Linked DNA regions of Mus musculus: all the other regions are linked to region 1. A link is a loop called in an ENCODE intact Hi-C map of the cell type or tissue named here. Cell type or tissue: left cerebral cortex. All regions are shown on one strand.

Region 1 (8,000 bases):
CTCTGAAAAATGTGACATTGTATGAACTCACTTTTTGAAAGAATGATGGAAGTGGAGTGGGGCTGAAGCCAGGACAAAACCACAAGAGAGCGAGCACTGCTCTTCCACTCAACAGAACACTTTGAGCTCTAACTATGCTGGATCACTTTTAGTTGCCAATATTTACCTGTTCTGCCAGACAGAAACAATGATTTCCTTATATTTCAACCTAATTTATTATAATTGAATGCATGAAATGATGGCATCTTAGTTTGTTCAGGAAAAGAAAAATCAAAGAGTTTAAGGGCCAGTACTGCTTAACATAAACCTGACTCATGAATCATGCTCATTGCATACTACATGAGGATCCTTATGTTCTACACACATACATACATACATACATACATACACACACACACAGAGTGTATATTATACTAGTATTCGATTATTTCTCCTAAATTTCTGATTTAGATAGCAAGAACTTTGACAATTTTTTATTCTTTGCATGCATAGATAAATAAGTGAAACATTGGATGAATATTTCTTTCACTGTAAATATTGATCAGTAAAAATCTGGGAAGTATTCTTAAACACTCTTCATGCAGTATGATAGCGTTGTAAAGTCTTCACACCTATGTTTCAACTCTATTCTCTATACAGTCCCTATACTAGTATAGTTGTAAATCACTAAAATGAGTTGCCTGTAGGGGTATCCAAAAATAGGAGATTTTTGAAAGGTATGCTGTCATTACAATTTCTCATTTCATGTTAATTTGAGTGGTACACCAAGCAAGACCTTCACAGCTAATCTGCAGCATAAATGATCTATTAGAATTCTTTATCACCTTCAAGATGTTTGGAGAAAGCTTAACTGCAAAATATCATTGTGAAATAAAATTCATAATCATATTATTATATTTTCTTTCTGGTACACTTAAATCACTGGGGAAGAGTTATCAGTTACCACTGTTAACTTCGTAACATGTCCTGAAATATTTGACTATCTATAATACAAGAAAATGAAGGGATCAAGTCCCCTATTCATTCCAAGTACAGTAAGTGGTGAAACAATTTTAAGAGAGAAAAAAAAACTATTTTAAGGCAGCAGGATCCAAATTTTCTGAAAGCTTGTATATCAGAAAGATCCCTAGTCTTTTTAAATCCTGAAACTGTTGTCACCACTGTTAAGATTTTTTTTTTCTTCCTTCCTTTGTTTTTTAAGTGAAATGTTGTCCTAGCGCGGGATTAAAATGGATGAAGAAAGGGAAAGAACTGGGAACAAAACAAAATCTGAAGCCATGGCTAAGGCACCAGGATAAAGTGAAGATAAGGAAGCAAAGCTGGCTTTTCCCTAGACCGTCCTCGTGAATAAACCATTAATGTTGAAGCTATTGTCCCTGCTGTAGAGCTCGCCAGGGACACTTCCTTGGGAGATGCTCCGGCATCTCTCCGAGCAAGGTGCGGTAGAAATGGAAGGAATGGACCTACGACTGTCCAAGGTGTGTGTCCAGAGCTCGCTGGAGGCAGGGCAGGTCCTGAGGGGTCAGCAAGAGCTGGCGACCCGGGCGTCGCGAACCTTAACCAAGAATACACTTTGCAAAGATAAGACTCGACCAGAGACACCTAGTGCCCACAGGAAACTCAGGGGTCCAGAAAGGACCCGACATGGTAGTTAGGCCTTGCAGAAGTGAGGACGCGGGGGCTCCAACCCCGCGGTGAAGTCGAGCACCGTGCCCGGCGGGCAGCCCGCGGCCACCGCTCCCGTAAGGGGCCGCCAGCTCCGCCCCGGGTGTCGGCGAGCGCGGGGACCTCGCTGCAGAGCCGGCCGGCCGGCCGCACTTGCCCCCAGACTCCAGGCCCCGGTCGCTCGGGCCCGCTGGAGCCCCGCGGTCGCATCCCCCTCGCGTCTCACCTTCCAGTCCGTCCATGACGCGCCGCCTCAGGCTCCGCAGGCAGCACCCGCCGCCGCCCAGTTCCTGCTGTAGCAACACGGCCGCACCTCCCACACTCTAACATCCCGGCCTCCTATTGGTCCGCGCGGGTGGGGGCGGGGTGACAGGGGCGGAGCTACTAAGGGCGGGGCTGCGCCTTCTGCCACCTCCCGAGGGACTCTCCTTCCACCAAGGTTTTTCCAACCACCCTCCCTGGAAACCGCAGCTACTTTTGTTGGCAATCCGAGATCCTTACACGCCTTTGTTCCACTTCAGCCACATTTAGGCTCACACCTTGTTTTCCAGCTTAGAATGCCTCCGCATCTCGGAGCTCCTCATCTCCAGTCAGTAAGAGAATGTCTTTTTAACAGGTCCCTCTGAGCTCTTGTAACAAGATAAGGGGGCCTTGGTCCAGCACCATCCCGTGTTCACTGCCCTTTTAAATCAAGCAACATCCTCTAGCCTTGTTCTTCAGACACAGCTCTATGGGCTAAGACATTGTTTCCTAGGTAAGTCATATTTTCTGTATGGGACTGTGGAACTGAGATTGCGCCAAACTTCTGAAACAGTTTTCTAACTATAAAAAGTTAGGCCCGAAATTAGAAATGAAACTTCCCCGTTGCACAATCTTTCCCTGGCCAGCACTATGCTTGCCCTCAACTGCAGTTCTGCATCTCATCAAGGCTGTACTGTACTGAGCGCTTTAAACTGGGAAGCTAACCTATCAAGGCACAAAGGTGTCTTTCTGTCAGAGTCAAAATGGAATCCAACCACTCAAACGGTTTTGCTTCACAGTCTAACACATTTTACCCTTACTAAAACTCTTCGAAAATTTTACTTAGCAAGAATAAACCAATCATATTGTTTACTGATTCTGGGGTGTCCATTACTAAGTTATCAATATATTTTGTTCGTAACAAGTCTTACACTGTTTTCTTGTTGAGCAGTTTAATTCAAAAGTTGTCTTAATTCTGTATACACTTAAATATGTCAGTAACTCTCTGATTTTGTTTAAACAAGCAAACGCCAAGAGGTCTTATCTGTGAGAAGACGCTCACAGTGGGTGTGAAGACCGTAGAGTCCGAGTCTGGTACAGAATAGTATAAGAAACTTCCATTCTGCAATTATCTCATGAGTCCTTTCCTTGTTCTGCTCTGGGCTTCCCTGACTTCTGAGTTTCTGGGACCTCCATGCAGGCAACCAACCTAGTTACCCTATATTGGTGTAGAGAGCCCCGCCACCACCAGTCCCCTGGCCATGCTTCTAAGACAAAATCAGATGAGGTTGAGGACAGCTTTCATAAGAATGCCCAAAAAAATAAAAAGAACACAAAAAGAATTATCAAAATAAAGAAGACATTTACTTTGCATATTGCAAGTTTAGACAAATATTAGGATGATGGACACAAGCCTTATTAGCCATAAAATCTACAGTAACATCAATAACAATAATAAAAATAGCAACAATAACAAAAGTACCTTAAGAGGCCCTGCCATCTAGAAGCCTTACAGGTGTGGCTGCTATATCACATGTCTGCCAGTAGATGGCAGAGAGGAGAGAAGCTATGTCTAGTTCAGTGTTCTGACCCATGAATAATTTACCTCACATTTCTGGAAAAAGGCCTGTCAGAAAAGCTACCAGTCTGGCATGAGGGGCCTGTCGGGGGCAGGGGTGGGGGGATGGGGAAGCATACAGTGTCCAGGGCTGAGATGACCATCAGAATGGTGCCATGGGGTCTGGGCAGAGAGGTATCCTGAGATGATTGCCAGTGGAGGGCTATGCAGGCCTAAGGGGATAGGCCATGCCTGACAGGACCCCTGACTAGCACCATAACGCATGAACAGGGCATTGTACTCCTGAGACAACCCCAGACATTCAGAGACCCTAGGTGCTAGTAAGAGGAGCAAGTAAGCGGTAGAGAATTGGAAGACAAAGAGAAACAGAAGGGTATGGGCACACGAGGAGAGGCAGAACTGGAGTGAGGAACATCCTGATGTGAGTAGCCTGTGATGTCATCTGGGACCATGGTGATGTAGTCCCGCATTGTTACAGAAGGCCATGTCTGGGTCCATAGCCATACAGTAACAGAACTCTGTTACCTCCAAAGGCAAAGTGAAGGATGCCCCTGTTCTGGGCTGCTGCCCAGAGAAAGGTTGATGTTTGAAGGCTGTACAGAACTGGCCCAATCCTTCACCAAAGCATCCTGTGATAGTGGGTCCTGGGATCATGAAAGCAGGAAAACTGGCCTTGCTCCTTATCTGCTGCAGCACTCAAAAGAGCAGTCCCTATACCTCACCTGAGCAGCACAGTATAGCTGGGGGTTGTGGGGGTTGTGAGTGAGCTAGCCCTAAGGGCACAAGTGTAGGAGAGCTGGCACTGCCTCTTGTCTGTTGGGTTGTTGTGCAGAGGAAGTAGAGATACCCTCCTCCCCTCCTTCATCTCTTACCATCTATGGCAGGTAGGAGATCTGGCCCCTGGGTAAAGAGAGTGGGAGAACTGACCATGTCCCTCACAGACTGCAACACTCGGGAGAGTCACCCTGTAGCTCACTTGGGCAGCAAGATAGAGCTGGTCATGATAACAGGGGATGCTGGTTAGCTGACCCAATAGTCAAAAGGAGAGCTGGAGGGCTGACCAAATCAGATAACTCTAAGGCCCAGATCCAGGCCCATATGTTGACCACCCCAACATCTACCCCAGTGATGAACTGCCAGAGTGCTTGGAAGTGGCAGTCATACAGATGCAAAACCAAAGGCTTACTATGACTCAGGGCAACAACAGGATATCTTGTAGGATCCTGAGTGAGGATCCAGTATTGATAGTGTAGCAGAAGCCAGAGACCACATACCAGACCAATAAGTCATTGCAATAATAGAACACAATATGACACAACTTCATGTTAAAACTCTTGGAAAGATCAGAAATTCATGGCACATATTCAAACATAATAAAAGCAATATATATCAAACCAACAGCCAACATCAAATTAAATGGAGGGAAACTAGAAGTAATCCCACTAAAATCAGGGAAAGACAAGATTGCCTACTCTTTTGTATATTGAACCATCCCTGTATTCCTGGGATGAAGCCTACTTGATAGTACTGAATGATGTTTTTGATGTGTTCTTGGATTTGGCTTGCGAAAATTTTATTGAGTATTTTTGCATCAGTGTTCTGTTTCAATGACCTGCCTGTTAGTGAGAGTGGGGTATTGAGTTGAGGTTGAATGTATGTTTGTGCTTTAGTAAAATTTTTATAAAAAGGAGGGTGCCCTCACACTTTCGACAAAGATGTTCAGACCTGAGAATTCTTCTGGGTGGATTTTTTCTTTGATGAATAGAAGTTTAATTCTCCATCTCATTTGATAACTTTTGGTTGAAAAATCTATTTTATCAGATATTAGAATGACAACTCTAGCTTCTTTCTTGAGACCATTTACTTGGAAAGCTTTTTTTCCAGCCTTTTAAGCTCAGGTAGAATCTGTCTTTGTCGCTAAGGTGTGTTTCTTGCATGCAGCAGAATGATGAATCCTGTTTGTGTATCCAGTTTCTTACCCTTTGTCTTTTTATTGGGGAATTGAGTCCACTGAAGTTGAAAGATATCAAAGACATGATAGTTCTGGTTATTTTTGTTGTTGGTGGTGTGTGATTGTCTTCTTTTGGGTTCATGGTGAAATATGTAATTTGTTGTATTTTCCTGGGTGTAGTTACCCTCCTAGTGTTGTAGATTTCCTTTCAGTATCCTCTGTATGGCTGGATTAGTGGGAAGTTACTGCTTAAATTTGATTTTCTCATGGAATATTTTGGTTTCTCCACCTATGGTGATTGAGAGTTTTGTTGGGTATAGTATCCTGGGCTGGCATTTTTGTTCTGTCAGGATCTGTATGGCATCTGCCCAGGATCTTATGGCTTTTAGAGTCTCTGTTGAGAAGTCTAGTGTAATTCTGATAGGTTTACATTCATATACTACTTGCCATTTTTTTTCTTACAGTTTTTAATATTCTTTCTTTGTTCTGTGCATTTAGTGTTTTATTACATAAGAGAGGATTTTCTTTCCTTGTCCAATCTGTTAGATGTGGTATAGGCTTTTTGTACATTTATAGCAACTTCTTTCTTTAGGTTTGGGAAGTTTCCTTCTACGATTTTGTTGAAGATGGTTTCTTGCCCTTTGAGCTGGGATTCTTCACCATCTTCTATTCCTATTATTCTTAGGTTTGATCTTTTCATGGTGTCCTGAATTTCCTGGATATTTGGGGTTAGGAGCTTTTTACATTTTGTATTTTCTTTGACCAATCTGTCAATATTTTCTATGGTATCTTCTATACCTGAGATTCTCTCTTTTATTTCTTTTATTTTATAGTTGATGCTTGTCTCTGTAGCTTCTGACCTCTTTCCTAAGTTGTTCATCTCCAGGGTTGTCTCTATTTGTATTTTTTTTTATTGTTTCTATTTACAATTTTAGTTCTTGGGCTGTTTTGTTCAATTACTTCATCTGCTTGACTGTACTTTCCTGTATTTCTTTGTTTCCTCTTAAAGGGCTTCTATCTGTTTGCCTGACTTTTCTTGTAATTTTTTGAGGGAGTTATGTATAGTCCACTTAAAGGTCTTTATCATCTTCATGAGATGGAATTTTAGGTCTTTGTTTTATTTTCTGTCATATTACGGTATCCAGGGCTTGCTGTCGTGGGAGAACTGGATAATGATGGTGCCAAATTGCATTGGTTTCTGTACCTTATGATCTTACACTTGCCTCTCGCCATCTGGTTATTTCTGATGTCAACTGGATTGGGTGTCTCTGATTTGAGCTGGCCTCCTTGGAAGCAGATAGAACTCTGTGACAGGGGTTAGAGCCAGTCTTCTGGGAGGCAGGTAGTGCTGTCTCTGGTTAGGGTGAGCCTCCTATGACTCTGGTTAGAAAAGGCTGCCTGTGTTTCTGGTTACTTCAAACCTCCTGGGAGGCAAGCAGGCTGTGTCCCTGGTTACTGTGGATCTCCTGGGAGGCATGCAGACTGTAGGGTATGTGTAGGGTATGGGAAGGTATTGGGCCTGCTGATCCATCCCAGGTAAGGAAGCTGACAGGGAAGTGACCTGGCACTTCTTAACATAGTGAGGTTCTTCTTTTTCCCACCAATTATCCCTCCTGGTTCCCACCCTAACACTAGATAGACGAAGAAGAAGAAGGAAGAGGAGGAGAAGGAGGAAGAAGAGGAGGAGGAGGTAGAAGAAGAGAGATCCTGAAATCAAATTTCTTTCTGTTTCTTCTTTGAGTTAGAGTACTAACAAACTGCAACCAACATCTCCTGAACCAACAACAACCACTGATCCTGCCTCTTGAAGCATTTATGTACCTTCTAAAAAGTTCCCAGAATTTCTAACATCACACAATCACAGAAAGTATCTGCAGCTTGCAAAATCATGCCTCTGCTGGAGCAGGAGGCTAATCATAGTCAGCTGTAGTGGACAATCTGAAACAGTTTTACTATATCCCCCATACCTGGGATTAAAACAAAAATACTTTCTAATAATAATTTTTAAAGAAAGCAAAATTCCAGAATCATCACTCTACTCTATTATATATATTTTATGAATTAACAACAATTTATAAAAAAAAATGTAACTGTGAAAACAGTGAGTCCTAGCAATTCTTAGTATTTTAAAAATTGTATAATTCTTCAAATATGATAAACTGCAATAACCCACAGACTAATTTTTAGAAAAGTGATTGGTATGCAGTTAAATATTATCTGTCCCTTTTGAACTTAGTGAAGAAGAAGGAAAAGGAGGAAGAGAAGAAGGTAGAGAAGGTAGATGAAGATAAGGAGAAGACAAAGAGGATAGTGATGAAGATGATCACACAGGTTGGGAAGAAATCATCCTGATGTTTAGTTTGTAAAATTCTAGTAAAATATATAAGTAATCACAAATTAAAAGTGGCTCAATTTTGTAGCATAATTTTAGGGATATACGTGTAACTCTCAAGGGTCTGAATTTTATTATGAAATTTTGTAACATACAAATTAACTTATCAATTGACATTTTCAAAAACAGCAAGCAACTATAAAAAGAGATATTTTGTTTACAAACAAAATGAA
Region 2 (8,000 bases), 170 kb after region 1:
AATATAGAAAGATTAGAATGAATTTTCTTGTCCCTTTTTCACAAGGCCCTGAGGGTCTTTTGAACACACACATTAAACGGTGCTTTTGACAAGAGAAGTTGATAGTTAAGAGCCAATGATTTTTCTTAAGATTCTGGTTAAAAATAAGCAAGTGGGAGCTGAAAGCTGGAATCTTCTAAGGATCCACCAGTGCTTGTGGACTGGGAAGCAGCAGGAGATTGATTCTGTTCTTGTGTTTTAAGCACAAACATTTTCACGTTCATTGATGACTGCCTCACTGTTTGATTTGGTAATATTCTAAAATCCTTCAAATGTAAAATAAAATGTCTAAATGTGGAAAAGAACACTGTTCAAGCTACTCACTGAAGGCAGCTTTAGAAACAGAAAGATAATTTGTCACTGTAATTGCTAAACTTTCTTTTTCTTTTCTGTATTGCTGGTTACCTCATTTAAACACGTTTTGAGCATTTCATACATCAATGGTTTATTTAAAGTATTTCAACCCCTTTGTATCTCCCTACCAACATCTTCCATGACTTTGCCAATACATCCCAAATACATGACATTTTCATCTTTTCTTCATAGATTACTACTGTTTCACACACACACACACACACACACACACACACACACACAAACACACACAATGCAAACAGACCAGGCTATTCAGTATTGTTCATATATATGCATACTTATATGTATATGTGTGTGTATCTGTATCTGCATCCACATGTGTATACATGTGGTTACATGGATATCCATGAGTTCTGCTGCCACAAGGGGCCGTATTGATGTAGGTGGGCTGAGTTCCCACCCCAAGGCAATGGTCTATGATACTGCAGAGTACAATATCTGGGTCCATTGTCCCAGTTCATCCAGGATTAATGCTGTCTACGACCCATGTTATCATCAAAGGCATTGATCCTTGGTCTAGGCTCCCCCTACTCCTGAAGCCATGTTGACATCTGTGTGCCCTACAGATCTGAGTGCGCTGTGCTTCCACCTGAGTTCAAGCTGATATCTGTGGTCTGGGCTGCCTCTGTGGGTCTTTTTTTTTTCTGGTGAATTGATGATACTACTACAGCCAGGAGTCCTATTAGTAATTGGTGCTTCTGCCACAAACTGAGTAGAGGCCAATGGTCCATGTTTCTACAGACTGTGAAGAACAAGGCTGCTTTTGCTGTGATATAGGTGACTGCAGATGTACAATTGAGAGGGAGGGACACAGAAGGCATCAGTGGCAACCACTAGTCCTACCCCAGCCTCCTGTGCCACACCAAAATTGATAGCCTTGAGTGGAAGCTCACCACTGTCTTCAGACACACCAGAAGAGGGCATCAGATCGCATTACAGATGGTTGTGAACCACCATGTGGCTTCTGGGACCTGAACTCAGGACCTCTGGAAGAACATTCAGTGGTCTTAATTGCTGAGCCATTTCTCCAGCCTCAAGAGTAGAACTCTTTAAAAATATAATGGAGATGCTGAAAAGTAGATCTCCACAATTGATGACTTTGGAGTGGGTGAGGAAAGGGAAGGATCCAGTTTTGTTTAAGGGGTAGGCCCTGAGAGGTTGACCATTCCCCACTGAGTACATAGACAACCCAAATTGGATTTGGTGTTGTTGGTTTTCTTTCTTTCTTTCTTTCTTTCTTTCTTTCTTTCTTTCTTTCTTTCTTTCTTTCTTTCTTTCTTTCTTTCTCTCTCTCTCTCTCTCTCTCTCTCTCTCTCTCTCTCTCTCCTTCCTTCCTTCCTTCCTTCCTTCCTTTCTTTCTTTCTTTCTTTCTTTCTTTCTTTCTTTTTCTTATTTTTATTTTTACTTTTTTGGGGGGGTGGGGTGGAGTTACAAGGGTAAGAAGGTAGACCACGAAGGACTGGGAAGTGAGTGTGATTGGGGCATATGATATGACACTCCCAGAGAATCAATAAAAATGTTATGTTAAAGATTTAAATCTATATTAAGTAGGGATACATATGAAGTGAAACTTGAGATGTTAGAATTCTCTCTGATATTTATTGATGAAGTGGGCAGAAAGATGAGGACGATGGAAGTGATGGATAGGGTTTATGACCTAAATGCTGGAGAACCTTTGCAAAAATCAGTTTCAAATGATCTCTGAATTTTTAAGTCTTTATATGGCCAATTTTCAAATCTTTCCATTTTTAATTCATGCAGAAAAGGTAATATATTAAGTACACTGAGATAAACAAAAGATTAATTTTACATTGCACTGGCTAGAACATTTGAAATGACCCCTATGGCAACTCATTAATTAGCACAGGTGCTGCCATAGGACACTAGCTGTTCTAAGTCACCACAGCTGTGAACGGATGCTAATGGTTAATAGGTTAATAATTTATCTGTTGCAATAGTCCCATCTGACTTTTCACTGTGCTTTATGTCTTTCTAAAAAGGAGATTTATCATGACCTGTCAACTACGACATTTGCTTATTCCTCAAGATGGACTTTGATTGTCAATCTATCTATATCTCGAGAACTCAAGTCAGTGTCTAGCATATAGTTGCCACTCAGTAAACAATTCCTAAAATCAGTGTGTATTTGTGGAAATCCCACGCATTACCTATTTGAATCAAAGTAGGATTTTCCCCATTTCTTTCCTGTGATTTTAAATAATAAAACACAACTAATAACTAGAATATAAGCAATCACATGACTTCTCATCTTCCACTTAGGTTTATTTTAGTCAATGGCACATGCATCTGATATTCTCAGAGTTAATTCAACTTTCCCTGTCAGGTTTGTGTGGCAGTGTCCTCTTGATTTAAACCTAGGTGTCTTTTCCATTTCCATTCCCACCTTTCCCACCTATTAGGTCAATCTTGGTGTGAGGCGTCTTTCTCTCCTTTCTGTGTTGATCTCCAGAAAATGTGACCTTGGCACTGAAATCAGCCTTGCCCTGTACTGCCCATACCATAAACTTGCTGAGCTTCCCATGAGAGCTGTGGTTGGCTTTGTATCTCATCCCTCAGTTTTTTGATCATTAAAAATCCTAATTCACGAAAGTTCTTGTAAAATTCTAGGCCACAGCATGCATTGGGTCAATGTTAAGTATTCAAATTCTCTTTTGACTTATCTCTACATTGTTGTTAGATTTTGTTTTTGAAACAATTATATTGACACCACTATTCTCTTAAATATAAGCTAAGTTTCTCTACACTGTGCAGCAAATCTCTGTGTAGAAAGTATTCTTTCATTGAAAATACTTTTCTCCTCACATAATATATCCTGATTATAATTCCCAACCTTTCTATGCCTCCCAGTTTTTCCATACCTACTCTCCCACCCCATCTACTCTCTTTCTGTCTTAGAAAACAAGCAGGCTTCTTGCAGTACATCATGAGTAGGTGAGTGTTCTCATAACCAAGGTAAAACAAAACATAGAATTACATCAAGTAGGAAAGGTCTAGACAGAGTTGAGGTTCTCCAAGAGGCAAAATTCTTTCAAGCTTTGAATAGAAGGCTGAAAATGTAAACAGCTTGTACATTATACTTTTACAGTTTGACTGAGAACAGGATTTATAAAAAGGAGAGACCCAGGTGGGGGAGGGTATAAGGGACTTTTGAGATAGCATTTGAATTGTAAATGAAGAAAATATCAAAGTGTGGACACTTTGCCCCTTCCTAGAAATGGGAACATAACACCCATGGAAGGAGTTACAGAGACAAAATTTGGAGCTGTGACGAAAGGATGGACCATCTAGTGATTTCCATATCCAGGGATCCATCCCATAATCAGTTTCCAAACGCTGACACCATTGCATACACTAGCAAGATTTTGCTGTAAGGACCCAGATATAGCTGTCTCTTGTGAGACTATGCTGGGGCCTAGCAAACACAGAAGTGGATGCTCACAGTCAGCTATTTGATGGGTCACACGGCCCCCAATGGAGGAGCTAGAGAAAGTACCCAAGGAGCTAAAGGGAACTGCAACCCTATATGTGGAACAACAATATGAACTAACCAGTACCCCGGAGCTCTTGTCTTTAGCTGCATATGTATCAAAAGATGGCCTAGTCAGCCATCACTGGAAAGAGAGGCCCTTTGGACTTGCAAACTTTATATGCCCCAGTACAGGGGAACGCCAGGGCCAAAAAGGAGGAGTGGGTGGGTAGGGGATTGGGGGTGGGTGAGTATGGGGGACTTTTGGGATAGCATTGGAAATGTAAACGAGGAAAATACATAATTAAAAAAAAGAAAGAAAAATAACATAAAAAAGAAAATATCTAATAAAAAATATTAAAAAAGTAGAAAACCCATATTTAGTCTAAGTATTGTGCTGACCTCTAGTGGTTTAATATGGTATATACATATGCAGACAAGATATCCATATACATAAATACAATCTATAACAAATATACATATAATATTGGATATATTTTCAGTATAGGAAATACTAGCAAATGTTAATTTTATAAACTAATGTATCTATTATTATGATATTTAAACAATGTGTACAATGTGTTCTAATCATATTTACCCTCTATCACTTGTCCTTCATCTTTTTTCCTCTTCAACATCTCTAATATTTCCTATAAAACATGTTTGAGCATGTAGCCGTGTTTTGACAACTCATATGTGTGCACCCTATGAACATAGGGCCCTTGGATGACAGAAGAGTGCATAGGACACTCTAGGAGTAGAGTGACAGGACCTGGGTCCTGGAAGAGCAGCTGTACTGCTAACACCTATCAACTGCCCCCGCCTCCTGTTATTTTCTTATTGTTTTCATCCTTTCCCTTCTAACTCTGATATGAGAGAACACACATAATATTTGGTCTTGCACAAAATTTCTGTTCTCCTGATTTGACTTCAGTATAATTAATTTTCCTTTCAATTAAATAATTTCACCTGGTTTTATGGCAAAATAAAACTCCCTTTTGGGTTGATTCCAGGATTTCATTATCTATTAGTTTGCTGAGGGTAGCTAACTAATTCCATAATGTGGCTACTGTGAATAGGCCAGAGGTTAACAGAAGTATGCAAGAATCTTCAAAACAAGCTTACTTGGTTTCTTTTTGACCAAATACTGAGTGGCTTACTTGATCATATAGCAGTTCTATTTTTATATTTTTGAGGAACTTCCATGCTCATTTCCATGGTTGCTAGACCAGTTTGCTTTCTGCCACCAGTATAAAGACACCCTATACTTTGGAAAAATGGCATTTTTCCTTTTATTGATTCTCATTCTAACCTGGTGACATGGATTCATTCTAAATTTGATTTGTCTTTCTTTGAGGCTGAAGATATTGGATTTTTCTTTCTCGCTATTTGTTCTTTATTTGGAAAGTGTCTGCTCAGTTCCTTTGCCCACTTAGAATTGTATTCTTTGTTCTAAATTTTATTATTTCAACTCCTGAGATCTTTACAAACTCTGAATGTTATTAACCCTACTAGATGAATAATGAGATTTTTTTCTCTCATTTTGTAGGCTGTCTTTGTTGTACTGAATATTTCTTCTATTGCTCAGGGTTTTTAACATTGAAGCGATCCAAGCTGGAGCCATGACTCATTCATCAAAAACACTTGCTACTGTCCTAGAAGACACAGGTTCAATACCCAGCACCCAAAAAAAAACTTTTACAATAATCTGTAACTCAACTCATGTAGGATTTAACTCTCTCTTCTTGCCACTGAGGGCCTTACATGCATGAGGTGCACAGACATACATGCAGACAAAACATCCATACACATAGAAGAGTCCCTTCCCCTGAGGCACCACTATAATTCTCTATTCTATACTATAGTATAGAATAGAGTTTATTCAGGGCATGGGGAGGCGAGTTAAGAGGGTAGTAGAGGCAGAGAGAGGGAGAGAGTAGAGAAGTAGAGGCTGGCCATGACCACGTGGAGAAAGGGGGTAAGGGAATGGGAAGGGGAGAGGAAGAGAGAAGCAAGAGAGCAACAGAGAGCAAGAGAACAAGAGAGGGAGAAGGGGTCAAGCAACCCTTTTTATAGTGGGCCAGATATACCTGGCTGTTGCCAGGTAACTCTGGATGGAATTTAGACAGAATGCTAACATCCCATTTCTCCCGTTTTGGTTTATTTTTTAAAAAAGGAAAAAAAATTAGAAAGAGGTAATGGCGAAGCAGAAATAGGGTTGTCATAATACCTAACTACTTCTGGCTGGCTTTGGGGGCGACGTGTCTCTAGGGAACCTAGAAGAATGGGTATTAGTCTTAGGAGAATGGACTGTTTTCTGCTGTCCAGAGTCTGTGGAGCCATCCATCTGAGGATAGGTCAGAAGGAACAAAGGCACTAGACGCGTCTGTGTCTGTGACAAGAGATGGAGCATCTGGAGGCTGCCTCTGTGGAGCTGTCCTGGGTGTAGTGGAAGCGTCTGTGTCTGTGACAGGAGATGGAGCATCTGGAGGCTGCCTCTCTGGAGCTGTCCTGGGTGTAGTGGAAGCGTCTGTGTCTGTGACAGGAGATGGAGCATCTGGAGGGTTTCTGTGGAGCTGTCCTGGGTGTAGTGGAAGCGTCTGTGTCTGTGACAGGAGATGGAGCATCTGGAGGCTGCTTCTGTGGAGCTGTCCTGGGTGTAGTAGAAGCGTCTGTGTCTGTGACAGGAGATGGAGCATCTGGAGGCTGTTTCTCTGGATCTGTCCTGAGTGTAGTAAGCACCTGGACTTGATAGGGTGTTGAAACACATTATTATAGGTAGAGAATAAGATTAAGAACATTTGGGAGAAATAAAAAATATTTCAGATGTACAACTTTTTCTAATAACATTTAGCTATATTTACAGATTAGTTCCATCTTCACCTATCATCAAAGAGGCTTCTTCCCGCAGCAGATGAGAACAAATATAGAGACCACAGTGAGACATTAAAGAGTGAGAGACCTTGGAACACTCAGTCACAAATAGGATGGATTCATCGAGTTCCTTTCTTCAGGGCTCAGAGAGTGTTGTTCGGGAGGAGACAAACAATATAAAAGCCAGAGTGGATGGAGACAGCAAGAGAACAAAGCCCTCTAAATCACCGTGCTCAACACACATGAATTCACAGAGACTGAGGCGATACACAAGGCCTGCACAGGTCTTTACCAGGTCTTTTGCATATATATATTATGGCTTCTAGTTTAGTGTTTTATGGGATTCCTTACTGAGAAACTGAGTTGGTCTGTTTCTTGTGTCTTCTCTTGGGCCCTTTGCCCTCTGTTTCTTTGTCCCATTTTGATGTGTTAGTTTTTTTCTATTATATGAATTAAATGAATATTAATTATTATCTCTTGGGTGTCTATTTTCTAAGAAGAGACAGAAAAGGGGTAGATCAGGATGGTTGTAGAGATAGGGAACATCTTTCCTTCAAGGGAGGAGAAACAGTAAAAAGAATATATTATATGAGAAAATATTATTTTCAAAAAAATGAAAGCAAGCAAGAAAACAAAACCATATTGAGCATTTTCTTTAGAAGAAAGTGCTTCCTTATTAAGAAAGTTTGAATAATTGTGTTGGCTCACCTTGGTAAGATATACTGTTGAGTTGGCAAAGTTCTTTTTTCTTCAGCTATGGAAATGACCTGGTCATTTATCCCTTTAGTACGCAGAGTATAAGAATAACACGCACACCTTCACAAGGCAGAACTTAAGGCGAGCCTTTCTTCCACAGGCTGTATCACTTTCTACTCTTATTGTAGATATTGTGTTTTTTGAAATAGGGTCTCAAGTAGCTCAAACTATTTTCAAACTACAGATTCTCCTCCTTCTGCCTTCCAAATTCTGAGAAGCAGGTATTGTCCAGGTTTTCTGTGTCTATAAATTTGTATTCCCTTCCTTAGTTTTTCTAACTTACCTGCTTCAAATATATGAGTACACATTAACCTAGAACCAGTGTAGCTCTTTGTCTATTAATTTTGTTACCTTTAGTATTCTGTTTTTATAAAAACCTTAGGAGATATGAAGAAAACCATATATGTTAGGTTATTAGCTATATTTGCTACTTTTCCTGCTGCTGTGATAGAAACTAGAGAGAACATTT
Region 3 (8,000 bases), 1.9 Mb after region 1:
TAGGTGTGGCTTTGTTGGAGTAGGTGTGTCACTGTAGGAGTGGGCTATAAGATCATCATCCGAGCTGCCTGGAAGTCAGTATTCTGTTAGCAGCCTTCAGATGAAGATGTAGAACTCTCAGCTCCTCCTGCACCATTATCTGCCTGGATTCGACATGTTCCTGCCTTGATGATAATTGACTGAACCTCTGAACCTGTAAGCCAGTCCCAATTAAATGATGTCCTTGTGAGACTTGCCTTGGTCAATGGTATCTGTTCACAGCAGTAAAACCCTAAGACAACAATCAAATGTGTTTTTGTAAAACCAGTGACTAGGGAGATGTAAGCCTGGAATGGGGAAAGAATAGCTGAGGGCCTCACCCCCTGCTTCTAAGATAGAGGAAGATAGCCTCCAAATACAGACTGTGGGTGGTATCTAGGCATTGTATAAGTCCTCTGCTAACAAAAGTTAGGGAAAAAAATGGAACAGAAGGAAGAGGAGGGGAGGAGAGTAAAGGAAGGAAAAGGAAAGGAAGAAAGGAGAAGGAGAGAGAGAGAGAGAGAGAGAGAGAGAGAGAGAGAGAAACATCAACCTGACATCAGCAAATAGCAAACTACTAAACAACCAGTGAGCAAAGGGCCCACACTCCTCCGCTGAGCTTCAGAGAAAAACCAGGGCCTGCAGACACCTTGATTTTAGTGCACTGAGGCCCATCTTAAGATATAAAAATAAGTGTTGGTTTGAGGTGTTAACTTCACAGAAATTCTTTACAGCAGCAACACTAACATTAAAAGATTGTACAATCAACTTTTTCTTAAAAGACCCAATTATATTGATTTAAGAATAATGTAATATGCTAATATAAATTTACCTTCTTAAAGTCAGCAATTTAAAAATATGTTAGAGGCATAAATCAATGTGTTCTTAACATTTTTATTGGTAAATTCTTTAGAGCCTAAAAACCACTAAAAGGCAAAAGGAGGATATAGGATGCCATTATTTTCTTTGTACTTTAAAGGTAAAAGATTAATCAATTTTTTCTTCTTTAAATTCTCATAGTAAATGAAATATATTAATTTTTTCAGTACTTCTTAAAAGACCACAGTCAAGTCTTCATAAGATCCTTTGTACATCTGTAAGAATAATTCTTGGTTAAAATATTAATGTGTTGAATTTACAAATGCAAAATATGATATGCCTTGCTTATTATCTTCATAGTGACCAAACAGGTCCTTATTAGCTCCTAGAAATAGGCCATCTCTGTCTTCTCTTTGGCTTTTTTTCTCATTAACACTGTCTAGCAATATTCCTGGCCCAGGAATAAAGCCCAGCTCAGGTTTTTGTTCAATAAATGAGTGGATATGTTTTTAAGGCAAGTTTTAAAATAATAAAAACAAGTTTTCTGAAACTACTAGCTCACTACAAAGATTAATGAAGTACACTATATAAATATATCCTGATTTTAAATATTTTCAGCAGTAATTTTAAATGCTATGCTTCCTGGCATTCTTAAGAATCATCTAATATAATTCAAATTTCTCGTGCAGCTGGGATCTTTGTTATGGAGATACTGTGATGTGTGTTCATGAGACCTACTAAAACTCTTTGAACTAGAGATGCTTTCTGAAAATGTCTTCTCTAGCCATTATTGTGTGTGCACATGTGTGTGATGTGTTTGTTTATATGTAATTGCTATTGTGTGTGTGCATGTGCTTATATGGGGGAGACATAGTGAAGGATTCAAGAGCAGGTGATCTTTCCATTTGAGTATCTAGGATGAAATTTGTCCCTTCTGCTTGGCAGAAAGTACCTTCATTCCTGAGCCTTCTCCCTGGTCCCATTTTTATTTTATTTTTTTTTAATTTCACCTTTGTCCTCATAAAAATCAAGTGAACTAGGCAAGAAAATATGCAGTTGTCTTCCCAGCACATAGCAGCTGAGACAGAAGTGCTTTGAGGCCAACCATAGAGCTACATTGCAAAAGCCCGTATCAAAAGCAAAAAACACCAAAACCTAAACAGTCTATCACAGCCTACCTTGGGCTACCTTCCTACACAACTAAGTCAAAGCCTTGCTCTTCAAAGAGAATTCACTATTTTGAACAACAGCTCCCTACATAATAATAGGAACCCCATTACTTTAAATTTTTTGGAACACTTTCAATATAATGGCCAATGCATCAAATTGATGAGTATTTTGTATCCCTTTAAGCTGTCTTAGAATCGTGTCCATACCTTACAGTTAGAGTAGGCTGTATTTCAAACCAATCACAAGAAGATAGTGGTCACCATGGGGTGGGTATACTGGTGCATCTCTAGACACATCCCTGCAGTCCCTATCTGTATTCCATACCTACTGTAGCAAACTGGAGCTCCTCCTACAGTGTTTTCTACACTGTCAGGTTACTTGTTAAAAAGGGATTTGTTTGCTTTCTTTGTCTTCCACCCAATTTTGCTCCCAAGTTCTCCTTTAATATACTCCAGATACTAAGGTTTTTTTGTTTGTTTTGTTTTTTTAAAAACACACATTATTTAAAAAACAAAAAACAAAGAATCAGAATTGTACTGAGTGCATGATTCTGAGGTTCTTATTACCGCCTCCTTTATGCTGTCCATGTGTCATGCACAGAACTCTGATGCTCTGGGTAATTTCTGAAACAAAATACAATGAAAAGTTTTGGGGCATTGGAGACAATTGTATTTTTGTATCACTACCTCCACGAGCCTGGGGATGCAGGCGGGGTTGGTAGCATTAAAAAGACTTTACAACTTCGGTAGGCTCTACCTGATTTCCTAAGTACCTCCCGACCAACCCACCCAGCCAAGGCCATTCTAGCTCCTTGTCACTGGCCTGCCTCCCATCGGGTGGCCTGCAGCCTCTGCCCCAGTGGCTGCCCGATGGGGACCTAGTGTGCTGCCACACATCTGGGGACAAGGTCAGACCGACAACCGGGAGGACCCAAGGTCAGTCCCCGGCCCTCAGGTGCGCAGGCGCCGGGTCGCCAGCCGGCGGCACTTGTCCAGCGGCCGTCAGCGGCGTCCTTGGGCCCAGAGCCTGCCCGCAGAGCCCAGACCTCCCTCTGGGCCGGGACAGCAAAGCCTCTTCACGCCCGGCCCTGACCCCGCGCTGACCGCTCGGTGACGCTTCTGCCAATCAGAGGCAGCTTTGCGGACCAATCCCAGTGCGTGGAGTGTCCTCTTGGGCGTCTCTTCCCTTCGTCCCTTCGTCCCTTCGTCTCTTCGTCCCTTCGGCTCCTCGGCATTTTCCGTGGCCAGGCCTTATCCGGCTTTCCTCAGACCCGGTGTTGCTTCTGGGTGTAATTCCCCGCTCTCTCTTCAGCCACTTCCGGGTCTTCCGTCGCTCCGGAAGCCCGCAGATTCCGGAAGTGAGGGCGACCCAGATGCGGCCACGGAATGCCCAGCTTTCCGGAGATTGTTTGAGAAACGGCCGTGCGGCGCCCGGGCGTCCCGCAGACCCCGCAGGTCAGTGTCCGCTCGCAGCCGCCCCGCCGTAGGGCGCGCGGGCCGCACGCTCTGCGAGGACGGCGTCGCGAAGCTTGCCTTGGCTGCAGGCCGCGGTGGCTCAGTCTGTCTCGGTTCCGCAAAGGCGGTAAAGCAAGCCAGACGCCTAGTTTTCCTCTAGTTTAACGCTGTCACGCAGACAACGCTTCTGCCTCTGCACGCCCCGCGGCGACGCTGCAGACAGCCCGGAAAGCGCCTCCTCGCCTTTAGAACAGTACTAGATTGAGTGCTTTAACTCTTAAATAAGAATCTCTTGTAGTTTATGAGTTTTTCAGTGTTTTGGACTTTCAACGTTTCCAACAGCCCATTCTTGGTCTTCGTGGCAAGAGTTATGGAAGGTTTTCTTACAAGTTAGTTTCTGACTTACATTGCAATCCATTGGTTTGCTATAAGGAATGTTATAATCATTTCTCTTCTTTGTGGGGAGTCCTTAAAAGTCTTTGTTGGTTCAGTAGTTTATTCACGTGCCATTTTTCACACAGCAACACTTAGCAAAAGAACTTTTCACGGATTGAAACTTTCCCAGACTATCGGTTTCAAATATTCTGTGGGACCCTTTGCCACATTTTTCATCTTGATTATTTTAGATAATTGGTGTATGACTAAGGACCCCCATCCCGACCCTTACCAGTTTGTAGTCAAAACACCCTCCAGGAATGTGTGGCCTTTAGTTAAACCTGAACAGAATGGATTTGGAGTAGCTTCTTTCTGTTACTGTCTTGATCCTTTTTGTACTATCAATTACTTGTATCCAGAATGAGGAGAATTGAAAAATGAGTCAGAATTAGTAGGAAAAAAGACCCTCCCCCTTTTTTTTCTTTAAAAAGTAAAGAAACTGAGCATACTAGGCCACTAACATGAAAAGAATTAAGTTCTAGTCTTGATTATAGTTTGCTTCTGCCCAGCTCTACCTTTTGGACTAATTCTCTTCTTTAGTAATTAGAGGTAGCACTCAATCTGTGGCTTTAAAATTGTTCCATAAAAGAACTTTTGTAGAAATTTCCTGAAGCCATGCAGAGGAGAGACAAAGCAAGCCGGCTGTCAACTGTCGTTTAACAAGCACAGCTATTTATATGTTCTTTTACAACAGTGTTCCTGTAAGGATCTAGTTCACATCTTGGACCCGATGATCTGACTTGCTCCTCAGCATGAAAATTCTTCTTAGCACAATTGTTCATTGTTTTCAGTATGCATTCATCCGGTTATTCTGGCATCCTAAAGTTATGTATTCCTTATTTTTAAAAGGGACAAACATGGCAATGCTATCTTATTTTTTAAAAATAAGAAAAGTTTAATTCTGTCTTTTTGATCACTCATAATTCCCATTTCCCTTCCTACTGAATATCCTTGTTTTGTTTAAATTGAAGGTCTTCAAAGCCTTTGCATTAATTTTCTGTTTGATCCATTCAATATCTGAGCCTTGAAGGTATGTGAAGACTTGCTGGTCATGCCTTGTCTAGGAAAATTAGGGATCTAGCACTATATGATCTGCAGGGCATTAAGTAATTTTCAGGTTCCTATAGTACAAAGAAAGTCTGAGCTGTATCAGTTTTTATGTCAGAACCAACGTTCATTTGAGATTGCTTGCACCTTTCCCCCATTCTTGGTGAACCTGGTTGGACAACAGGAATGTAGGCTACGTAGTCCCTGTCTTCTTCCTGTGAAGTAAAGGTAACTTCTAAGTATTCTGTGGCCCTCCTGCGTGCCGTGAGAATGTGAGAGAAGCCTTGGGGAAAGCCTCAGCTGCTCCATCTCTCCTTGACTGTGAGCCTGGCAGCGATTTCAACTGAGTTTTATACATGGTAGTGGAGAAGGGGAGAGGAGTAGTCATCTCCTGGCCTTCCCATTGTGGACTGTGTGCCTTTCCAGCCCATTTCCTTCAAGACAGTCAAAAGTCCCTTTCTATAATGGGTTTTTTGTTTCTTGGTGGTTTTTTTTTTTTTTTTGTAGCTTTTTTTTTTCCTGTATTTATTATGTATTTTTATCAGAGCTCAGATTTCTTTCCTGAGTGAGTAAAGATAAAATACCACCCAATTGTCTTTCCGTCCTTATTAAAATGTATCAACCAGGAACTCCAAAGTAATTCTGTCTCTATCTTGTCTAACCCTTGTGTTTGGAGATGTGTTGGCATAATATCTACCTTACATACAATTCTGTATTCATAATAAATGATCAAACCACATTTTTTACCCAGAGAAGACTCTTTTTAGATTTGACATTCAGGCCCTTTGATTGAGTCCCTGACGGAATGTATAGGGGAGGGAATGTGGATGGGAGCTTGGGTGATTTACCACATTCCTTTAATTACTTTCTTCATCTGTAGTTTGGAGAGCTTAGTTATGAAATCTGTCTTTTGAATGATCCTGAGGAACAACAACAACAACAGCAAAAAAGCTAAGTTTATTGTCTACAAATTTTGGATTGATTACCAGCAATTTATTAATTGTTACTTGACCTTAAATTATATTTGTTTTAAAAGTAACATAATAACAGCTACTGTTTTAGACAGATTCCAGGACACAAAATAAAGGAAATATGTAGTGTCTGGTACAATTAGGTTTTACTTGGTAATTTCTTGTCCATACTTGATACCTTTTTGTTCATTTGGGGATATTTTCCCATTCTCTTTTACCATAAAAATTGCAGTTAAATCTATGTTCTAATAATTTTGAAGTCATTTGAAATTCTTCTCTTAAGCAAGTTGATCCAAAAACTCCCAGAATTTCTAGAATACTTTGAAGATGTGCTTTCTTCAGGTATTTCACCTGTCTGTGCGAATGCTTAGAATCGACGTTTGCTGTAGTTGGTGTCTCTGCACTTTAGGCGTACATAGCCTTTGAAAATAATTCCTGCAGTGTGTGCTCTAGTGCCACTTTCAAGTAGTTATACTGCTGGGCCATCATCATCTTGTTGGTATAGGGCACAGGACAGAGCATACTCTGCCACTTCTAGCATGGTGACTTTATAGTAGTTATTAATCTTTTAAGTTCTAATTTTTGTTTTAATTTTCCTATAACTGTCCCCTTATCATATATCCTGCTATATTTTCTTTACAGCTTTTTAAAGTCAGTTTTATATAACCATGTCTCTGATTGGAAAGGGGTTCTTGTTTTCTATCTGCTCTTTTCAAACTTTGAGAAAACACTTCTTGTAAATTACAATTTTTTTTGTTTACATTTTTTTTCACCCCACCCCCCCCACCCCCACCCCCAGGTAATGAGGAATGTGTTGTAGTAAAATGACTTGTGCAGAGTCTCTTTGGCATGCCATTTCCTGTGTGCAGTCAAGCATGTCTTTAGTGTTGCAGTATGCCCCTAACCTAACCCTAACCCTCTGTATGATGTAAAAATAGCAACTTTCTGAAAGAAAAGAATATGTGAACAACCGCTGCTTTCTTAAAAAAAAAAAAAAAAAAAAAAAAAAAAAGGTGAGGTTAAGTAAAGGTGTTAGAAATTCTGTTTTAAGGTTTTAAGATAGTGTTTTAGTTAACCTTACTTACTGAAACAAGTGCACAGTAGCTAAAATAAGCAAGGACTTTGGTGGGACATGTTGTGTGTAATATGAATTTAGTCTTGAAAGTTATACCTTTTGGGTTTGGTTTGGTTTCTTTGGTCTTTTCAAAGAGGGGGAAATATATACATATGTGTGTTTGTGTATCCATATCCCTTCCAGTAAGGAGCTTATCGCTACTCTCTTTTGTGAGAACTCTATTTTTCATACATTTTAGAAAAGACCGAATTCAATTAAAAACAAATTTGAAGACCTAATGTCCACAGTTTGAAAGTTTTATGTGTCTTGTATGTATCCAAATGAGCATTATTGTGACTTATCAAACTGACTATCTATAAAGTATTGAAAGTAAATTTAATTGTAATAGAGGGAGGAACAACAGAGTAGTTACAATTAATTTAGCAAGTCTGGCAGAAGTAGAATTAGATGGAGTTTAGCACTGTTCAGAGAGCCAGAGGTCATGGTATCCTAATGGATCTTAGCCATGCTTTACTCTTACCTATGTTTGAAGTGTACTCTGGGAATCCAGTTAAGTCCCTTTCTGATGCATGTACCATTTGTTAGTATTGATTTCAGTACAATGGACAGTAAATCTATCTGACTACACTAAGAATATCTTTTTAGATTCAAACCTTAAGGTCTGCACTTAGAGATTAGTCACACAACCTCCAAATATGAAGTTTTAACCTAAAACCTATAAAAACCTAGAGAGAAATCAAATGAACTTCCATCCACTTTGATAAATGGAATTCCTAAGACAGTGTAGCTGTGATTTCGGTCCTACTAAGGATGAGTTCCCAGCAGCAGATGGCCTAGAGATTCATCACAATTTAGAGGTTTCTGCTGACAACATTTACAGGATTGTAAATTTAAATGTAGAATTTCTGTAGGCAGTATGCATTGACAAATATGTTTAATGGCAATACATCTAGTTCTGAGGATCCCAGAACCGGTCAATAATAATGTGTATATTGATAGCAGCAATGTAGG
Region 4 (8,000 bases), 73 kb after region 1:
CTTCTCCTAAACTATATTCTCAGTGTTGTCTTTCTTTGCTGGTGAATTGTTTTCTTTCCTACCTTCCTTCCTCTCGCCCACTTTCTTTCTTTCTTTCTTTCTTTCTTTCTTTCTTTCTTTCTTTCTTTCTTTCTTTCTTCCTTCCTTCCTTCCTTCCTTCCTCCCTCCCTCCCTCCCTCCCTCCCTCCCTCCCTCCCTCCCTCCCTCCCTCCCTCCCTTCCTTCCTTCCTTCCTTCCTTCCTTCTTTCCTTCCTTCCTCCCTTTCTTCCTTCCTCCCTTCCTTCCTTCCTCCCTTTTAATTTTGAAACATGCTACTGATCTTCTTTTATACCATCTCCTATACAATCATCCACTTGCTATAACATTATACACCATGTTTAGCACATTTTTGTTTATCTCTCACCCTTGAAATCAATTTCTAATTACTTCTCAATAAGTAGTTTTTTTTTAATCACTTACATTTTCATTCTATTTTAAATGCTGCTTCCAGAACAATATTCACAGAACAAAAGCTTCACACAGTCTATAAATTCTAAAAATTAGAATTCCTTTTAAGGGCAAATGGCTCTTGCTTCTTCCTATTTTACTTCACCACACATGTCATGCTGGTATATTGCAGAATATAGCACAGTGTTTTTCAGAGATCTGTGATGGTGAATTTGCTTAAATCAGTTCCCCACCAGGAATGCAAATAAATCTGCTTGGTGAAACAGACTGAGCCTTCAGAATTCAGCCGAAACTCATCTTCTCTTTTATCACTTTCCCCATCTTCAGACAGCAAGTTATAAGTCAGAATTTTGTCTGTAGAAAGCACTGTCAACATTATGGTGACCTCTCTTTCTAGACAGATAGCAAGCTATGACAAGTCAGGGACTTATTAAGATGAAAAAATATTGCATATACTCTCTCAATTATGGAATGAATATGAGATAAAGCAGAAGAGGAATCCATTGGAGAAGGGCAGAAAGGGAGGGAGTGGGAGGAATGGGGATGGTAGTGGAGTGACAAGATGTGAGGAAAACCAAGTGCTAAATACATAAAAATGTTAAAATTCAGTCCTATCATTTGTTTGCTAACTGAAACTCTAATTTGAAAAGAAAATGGGTTTGCTATTAGTTTTGTATATGCATTTCTAACATAGTTACTTGCATAGTGTCAGTCTTAAATCAAAGTATAGATGCGGCAAAGATCCTTTTATCAGCAGCCACAGACTGTCCATGCTTCCAGATGATGGCAAATGAAAGTGGACCCACTCTAACCTGAATGATTCAATTTATGCAGAGTGTGAGGACGGTGAGATTCAACCTTCCACCCCATCTTTACTTTGGTACTTAAATGTTTGGAACATAGGTTCATAAATTCCTAACACACTCTTATACATCTTTATGAGGCTGTTTCTGAGTCAGTAATAATGTTTTGACCTTGCTATAATTAAATTCTGCTAGTAACAAGAATATTGTCTTTAGCTAGAGCACGATTAGCAACATTATGTTTACTTTCTACATTAACCTGAAGGTTTAGAACTGAATAAAAGAACCAGTAATACACCTGTAAGTATTTAAGGAGAAATGAAGTGAGAGAAATACACACTTTTTATAGTTTCTATTCTCAGTGAGTGTCTTTTAAAATAGTTTTTCAAAGCATGACTTAAAAGAAAGAAAACAACTGCTATCTATTATTCATCATCTGGCAAAAGAAAATAATACGACAAAAACCAATACCTCATTTTCAGTTAAAAATGTCTCATACTTCAAATGACCCTTAAATCATATGCAGACCAAGGCTTAAAATCCAGGTCTTATTTTATAAAAGAATTTCCTTGTCTTCTTCCTATTATTCCTTTTCTCTGTAGACTGCCATAACATGTGGGGTTTGTCTAACCCACTCTTGCTGCTGAGTTTAAGAAGATCTGTAATATCAAAATGAAGCATAGAATTTGTTATATTTCCAACAAAGATATGAATAAAAAAACTGAACAAGAAGCTGAAAAGTCTATCACTGTGAACAGAACTGACAGTTTTAAACTCTCATTTGGTTCACTCTTAGCTAATAGGCATGGGCTGGGACAAACAGGGATATGAAAATTCTAAGGGCATGTTATAATTGTCCTCAACTGGCTATACACAAATTGGATTTGAATTGAGTCTATGACAATAAGAACTGATATAGAAGCACTATTCCTGTAGAAGTCTCTCCTGTTAAATATTTTTGTATCAATTTATTAGATTTATGTGTAGATTATACATCTAAAGTAAATTGTAAACTAAACATTAGGTATTTCATCATAGTTCTCACCTTAATAATAATTATTAGCTATTAATAGAAAATTAATCTTTAAAAAGTTCTTTATTTGGATAAACAAATTTATGATAAAAGAAAATAGCATACAGATAGCACAAGATAAACATATGCAAAGCAGAAGAAATGTAATTCCATTTATGGAGAAAATACATAGCTGGTTTGAATTCTACGCATGTCTTTCCATTATTATTTTTATTATTATTCTTAGGTTCTCCAAAGTGCATGTTTTCCCATACAAAATGCCTTCCCTCATCCAAATCAAGTATTTAGGCATGGGTCTCTTTCAGCTACCAAAGATCCAGAGATGTCTTTTACAAAACAAACAAACAAACAAACAAACAAACAAAAACAACAAAAAATACATTATCACCTCATGGAGAACAAACTTTTGCTATGAAATCCTGTAGAATTGTTGTTGAAAGTTATAACTAACATATCGAGAGACAGGAAGGAAAGAAGGAAGGAAGAATGGAAGCACCATCAAATAAATTCCAGCAGCTGACAGAGGCTTAGCAGAGGACCAATTAGCATTTATTTATTCTAACTGTACAAAATAAAGAGAAAACCCTTGGAAAATATAGTAATAATGGACTTTGTTTCCTACTTGTGTTGCTATATTTAGAATTTTCTAGACATTAATGATAATTTATTGTATATAGGCATAGAATATGGTACATTTCTGAACCCAGTTATGCAAATATATAGTTATATTAATTAAGGTCTGGAGTGGGGGAGGGAAGATATTTTACTCTTAAATATTGAGCTACCAAATAATAGATTACATTTTAAATTTTAAATTTAAAAAATAATATTTAATATAATTAGGTCAGCACTTATGAAAAAGCACTAATCATGCTCTGTGCCCTGGAGCAAGCCCCTCCCTCTGTCCCCTGGAGCAAGCCCCTCCCTCTGTCCCCTGGAGCAAGCCCCTCCCTCTCACTGTGAAGGAAGGGATCAGGGCTGTCCTCAGGAGACATTAAATGGAAGGGGACTTTCTGACAACATGAGTTGTTTGGGGACTTTCTTACTTAATGTCTTTTAGTTCTTCTAATATCACAGTGCAACTATTCACAGACAGAAATCAGACTTTCCTCTAGCAGAAATTACAGATTTAGTTACGTTTCAGGAACCTCATAACCGCATGTACTTACGCCTCCTATCTTAAATCGAAGCTTTCCACATCGGTGTATCCTAGAAGAAGCTGAGCCTATGAAGCTGCGAAGATGGTTTTTATAGTGACTTTGAGTCATGAGCCAAATGGTGACTGAAGAACATGCTAATTTTACTTCTGTAAATGGGACACATGAAATGGGAGTCGCACACTTGGAAGGGAGGATAGAGAGACTGCCTCCAACGCACAGAGGATTCTAGAGTGAACAATCCAATTTTAAAAATGAAGTCTAAATGTCAGAAACAGAAAAAATTACCTTGTTCCACTCTCAAATTCAGTGACAAAAATTCTCAAATGTTAAAATAATGAAATCCTGTGCAATTCCCAGTGTGTTCAGTACTCAGTACACATTGGTGTTTTCTGTCTAAGATTTCCCTGCACTAAGAACAGTGGTCAAGAACTTCAATGAGCTTTCATTTATGTGAAACAAATCTGCTAACATTTACCATGTGAAAAAATGAAAGAACTGGCCAAATATAAGTATTTATTAATTCTCTGAAATATACCAATAAACCTAATATATATTTACATAAACACTTGTTTTGTAAAGGAAATATGTTTTTAAAAGAAAAAGGAAATGATGACAGAAATTTTGTATAGTTTTACATTCGTAACTCTGGCTTTTATAAATGTCTGGCTTAATCAGGGACATCTGGCTTCTCAAATCTGCACCTGCACTAGATCTGTTGCAATCTGTTGCTTCCATTGCGCTATGTGAGGAAAACCTGTCCTCATAACGATTTTTCTTTTAGGTTTACAACAGTGAAGAGAACTTTAATAGCCTTTTCAGGTATTTGTAAAGTTGTTTTTTTCTTTTTTTACAATGTGGACTGTAAAAGCATAAGAAAATGCTTTCCACCCCCATTTGCTAATGTCTCTAACATCTGTCTTGTGTCATGAGTGGCTCTTTTGTTCTTGCATGCACACACACAATACTGAGCATCACTCTTTTGGCATATATTTGTTCACTGGGCATTGAGTCAGGTAAATTTTTCAACTAGTTACATTTTCTAGTATACAACCTAATTAGTTTTTTTTTTTTTTTTTTTTTGAGCCAGATATGGCATTTTCCAAAACGTATCTTTTTCATTTGGAAGCTTGGATGTTGCAGTCACAAATCCCATTATTCACTTTAAAGAAAACCTTTGCAAAACACCCGGGCACAAACAACCCGAGTTTGTTTTCTATAGAGATTATTAGGAATGGTGATCCTTCAGTCTACAATGTGACTGAGCAGGTGCTCAGGTATTTACCAAGAAGAGTAACTACACAGTTAGTTAGTTAGTTAGTTAGGTAGTTAGTTAGTTAGTAAAAAACTAACTCTGTAGTTTTTCTTTTGTTTCTTAAACCATATTTAGATCTTCTTATCTCATTTTTACAGGTAATCTTGATAGATACCTTAGAGGGGGAATATCAGGTCCTCTTACATTAATTTCTTAAATTCTCTTTTCTCTAGCAACACATGAACAGTTATCCATGAATACCTTCTTTAGTGTGCTCCCACTTACAACAAGATTTCAACAATAGCCTCAGCAACAGGAAGCTCTGGTCAATTCATAGCAGTCTGAATTAAGTTCTTTTTATTTTTAGATTCTTATGTTTTATCAAATATTTTGAACTAATGTTGAAAATGAATATACATGGCTTATAGGCTCAACACATATGAGCACACCTCAGTCAGGTAAAGGGAGAAATGACAAGAGCAAGAATGTATTATTGATGGAGAATCTTTCAGCAAGATGGACAGTTCTTGTCTCAGCTCCACCCATGGGAAAGAAGTCATCTCACAAATAGCTTGTTTTCAATGTCTTTTGTAAAATAGCATTGGCTGCTTCCAGTGATTTATTTTGTACTCATGTTAGAGATTTCTATATCATTTTTTCAATATTTCATATATATATTTCATGATTAATCCCTGTAAGAGTACTGCTGAGATGGTTAATTAGCAGTAGAAATACTATCTATAGGTAGTGCACTTCAAATGAAGAAACAGAAGCAGAGGGGTTAACTGACTCACTAATATTTTACACAGTCAGTAGAAACACTGACATAAGAACGGAAGCCTAGGTTTACCCACTTCAAACACATAACAGCTTTGAGAGTCCAAGATTAGCAATGATCTTCCTTACGTGAATCTTTCTAAATGATTGTCTTATTTCCTTCCCCAGCTCTGTATTATTTTAAGGACTACAGATACTTTTAAAATGGATACCTTCCCATTAAACTAACGTGTTTCCCTGTATGTATTTCTGATAAACATTTAGCTTTCAAAAATCAGGGGTCAGAAAGATGGTTCACTGTTTCAGGGCAGTTGTCAGCAAGCCAGCTCTCTCACCTGAGGTGCATTCCTGAGTTCCATGTGGTGGAGGGAGAGAAACTATTTTACAAGCCATCCTCTGACATTCATGTGTATATGAACTCATACAATAAATAAGAAAATGATAAAATATTGTTTTAAAAATAAAAATGTAGGTTATGAAACATTTAGAAAATTAATTTATTATTTACTTTTCCATCTTTAAAATCACAAGAGGAGTAAAATAAGATCAAATTTATTGGATGGGTCCAATGTGTAATGATAGGCATAAGATAATAAATTAGTTATGAAGTTTATGAAGTTGAGTGCTTTGGGGATATTTAAAAGTTGAAAAGGCACACCACATTCACCAGCGAGTGTACAAGGATAATTTAAATGTCTTAATGGCTTTATCAATATAGTATTTATATGATGAAGTAACAGGTTCATGTTATTATGTTACATAATTAGTAGGGATATTTTTAATACTATTTTACTTTAGGACATGTTAAGCTAAGTTTATTTCATTTTATATTTAGAGCTTGTCTTCAATATTTCTTTATACATATGTAGCCATTTCCATACTATATTGAGACAGTATTTCACAAACTGATCATCTATTTAAATCATTACAGAATGTGACTTTTCAATCATATCATATGTCCTCTTTGATTTCTATGTTTGGTCCATAAAACCTTCTTACTCCAAACCCTACATAGTCTAAATATGTATGGTCTAAGCATTTTGGATGTGCTTTATAATCAGGATTCGTTGTCAGGAAGGTGGTTTAGCTTTAAGTGACTAAAAACATAATTAACAGTAACTGTGATTTTGACAGGGATCTATGAGAAAATTAAATAATGCCTGAAAAATGGTTCCAAAATATAAACAAAACACGCAAAAGTGAGAAAATGTTTAATAATTTCAACACTAATATTAATGTGGTTCATCTAATGGGGTGCCTGTTGGTTCTCGTGTAGAGTTGGTTAGTCTTAGTTACGGTTACTATTGCAGTGATGAAACACTATGACCAAAAAGCAAGTTGGTGATGAAATGGTTTATTTGGCTTACACTTCCACATTGTAGTCCATCATTGAAGAAAGTCAAGACAGGAGCTCAAACACGGCAGGAAGAGGAAGCAGGAGTTGGTGCAGAGGCCATTAAGGGGTAGTGCTTACTGGCTTGTTCCACATGATATGTTCAGCCTGCTTTCTTTTAGAATCAGCCCAGGGTGGCCTTATATAAAATAGGCTGAACTAGCCTCTATAAGCCAGCAAAAATAATGCCCTACAGGATTGCCTATAGCCCAATGTTTTGGAGGCATTTCTCAGTCTCAACTTCTCCCTACCCAGTGATTAGCTTGTTTTAAGTTGGCATGGAACTAGCCAGCACAATTACCTATAAATGATATTTGCTGTATTTGGTACATGCTTATAACATGTTGTTTGGAATGTCCAAAAGTCAAATTGTCTGTGACTAAGAAAGGTTTGAAAAAGATACAAGAAAAGAAAAAGAAAAAATGAAGGATGATTAGAGTCAAGCAGTAAAGATTAATTTGTAGAGAATTTAACTGAAAGAGAACTGAAGACAGAGAGGAACTCAATATGTTAGTTCATGCAAATATGATGCTTATGACATTTATATGTTTTGAATTATTATAACTAACTAAAGACATACTTTGTCTTCCAAATGTTGCTGCTGCTTCCGTTAAAGAATTTTAGTCTGTTCTTGAGAAAAATGCTTCAACAGATGCCTGCTCTCAAGAACTAGACCTGTCTCTATCAGTCGGCCCTAGGTCAAGCTGCCGGGCCCCGAGATTTAAAGAGCAGGGTACACTGAGAAGCAGCGTCTGCTACAGAGGACATGATCAGTATCTGCCATAGTGGGATGTTTGAAATTGCTGGCTCTGGAATGAGAAACTTGTACTGTGTCTGGAGTTTTAGCTAGGATAAATAAGCAGATGGCAATATTTGGTAAATGGGAAAGGAACAGCAGTTTTAAGTCTAAGAATGGCATGCCATGACATCACAATGCTACATCTTTTCTTTTCTGAATGAGTGGAAATGCATTAACTAAAACCACATACAGTTCACACATCAATATGAGCTCTCCTGCTGCAAGCGAACACTTTTTGTGATATCTGAATATTCCAGTTAAAATTGTGCTTATACATCTTAATGTGCCTTTTTTTCAGCCAAAACTAACACTTTCTATGACTGTGTTTAGCATATT

Evidence for each region. Hi-C counts contacts between places; a loop is a spot of excess contacts. Peaks named below come from ENCODE experiments on the same cell type or tissue, not always from the same donor. Only the 100,000 strongest peaks of a DNase experiment are listed, where the experiment ranks them.
Region 2: a loop joins it to region 1, with 7 times the contacts of the local background. A loop is called at or near these places in 17 of 42 quality-filtered maps.
Region 3: a loop joins it to region 1, with 5 times the contacts of the local background. A loop is called at or near these places in 2 of 42 quality-filtered maps.
Region 4: it touches region 1 in a loop (3-fold over the local background); 5 of 42 quality-filtered maps call a loop at or near these places.

The regions. Positions count from the first base shown.
Region 1 is chr3:7,497,419-7,505,418 of GRCm38, reverse strand. It overlaps Zc2hc1a (zinc finger, C2HC-type containing 1A), which reads right to left and starts at 1,993. Exons shown (of 9, transcript NM_173181.3): 1 at 1,892-1,993. The coding sequence starts at 1,907. It also overlaps the pseudogene Gm23592. In left cerebral cortex, a CTCF peak has its summit at 3,430 (motif pointing right); DNase peaks (open chromatin) are centred at 1,999, 3,153, 3,502, 3,675 and 1 more place; H3K4me3 peaks cover 2,305 bases; H3K27ac peaks cover 991 bases.
Region 2 is chr3:7,328,468-7,336,467 of GRCm38, reverse strand. No RefSeq gene overlaps it. Among named protein-coding and RNA genes, the nearest start is that of Pkia, 34 kb to the left of the region's middle. In left cerebral cortex, a CTCF peak has its summit at 4,311 (motif pointing left); no DNase peak of the experiment used is centred here.
Region 3 is chr3:5,571,499-5,579,498 of GRCm38, reverse strand. Pex2 (peroxisomal biogenesis factor 2) reads left to right here and starts at 3,251. Exons shown (of 4, transcript NM_001267715.1): 1 at 3,251-3,461. In left cerebral cortex, a CTCF peak has its summit at 3,001; DNase peaks (open chromatin) are centred at 3,207 and 3,577; H3K4me3 peaks cover 1,969 bases; H3K27ac peaks cover 1,569 bases.
Region 4 is chr3:7,424,560-7,432,559 of GRCm38, reverse strand. All of the region lies in intron 1 of Pkia (protein kinase inhibitor, alpha), which reads right to left. Among named protein-coding and RNA genes, the nearest start is that of Pkia, 62 kb to the right of the region's middle. In left cerebral cortex, a CTCF peak has its summit at 3,526; DNase peaks (open chromatin) are centred at 3,567, 4,151, 6,996, 7,783 and 2 more places; H3K27ac peaks cover 1,351 bases.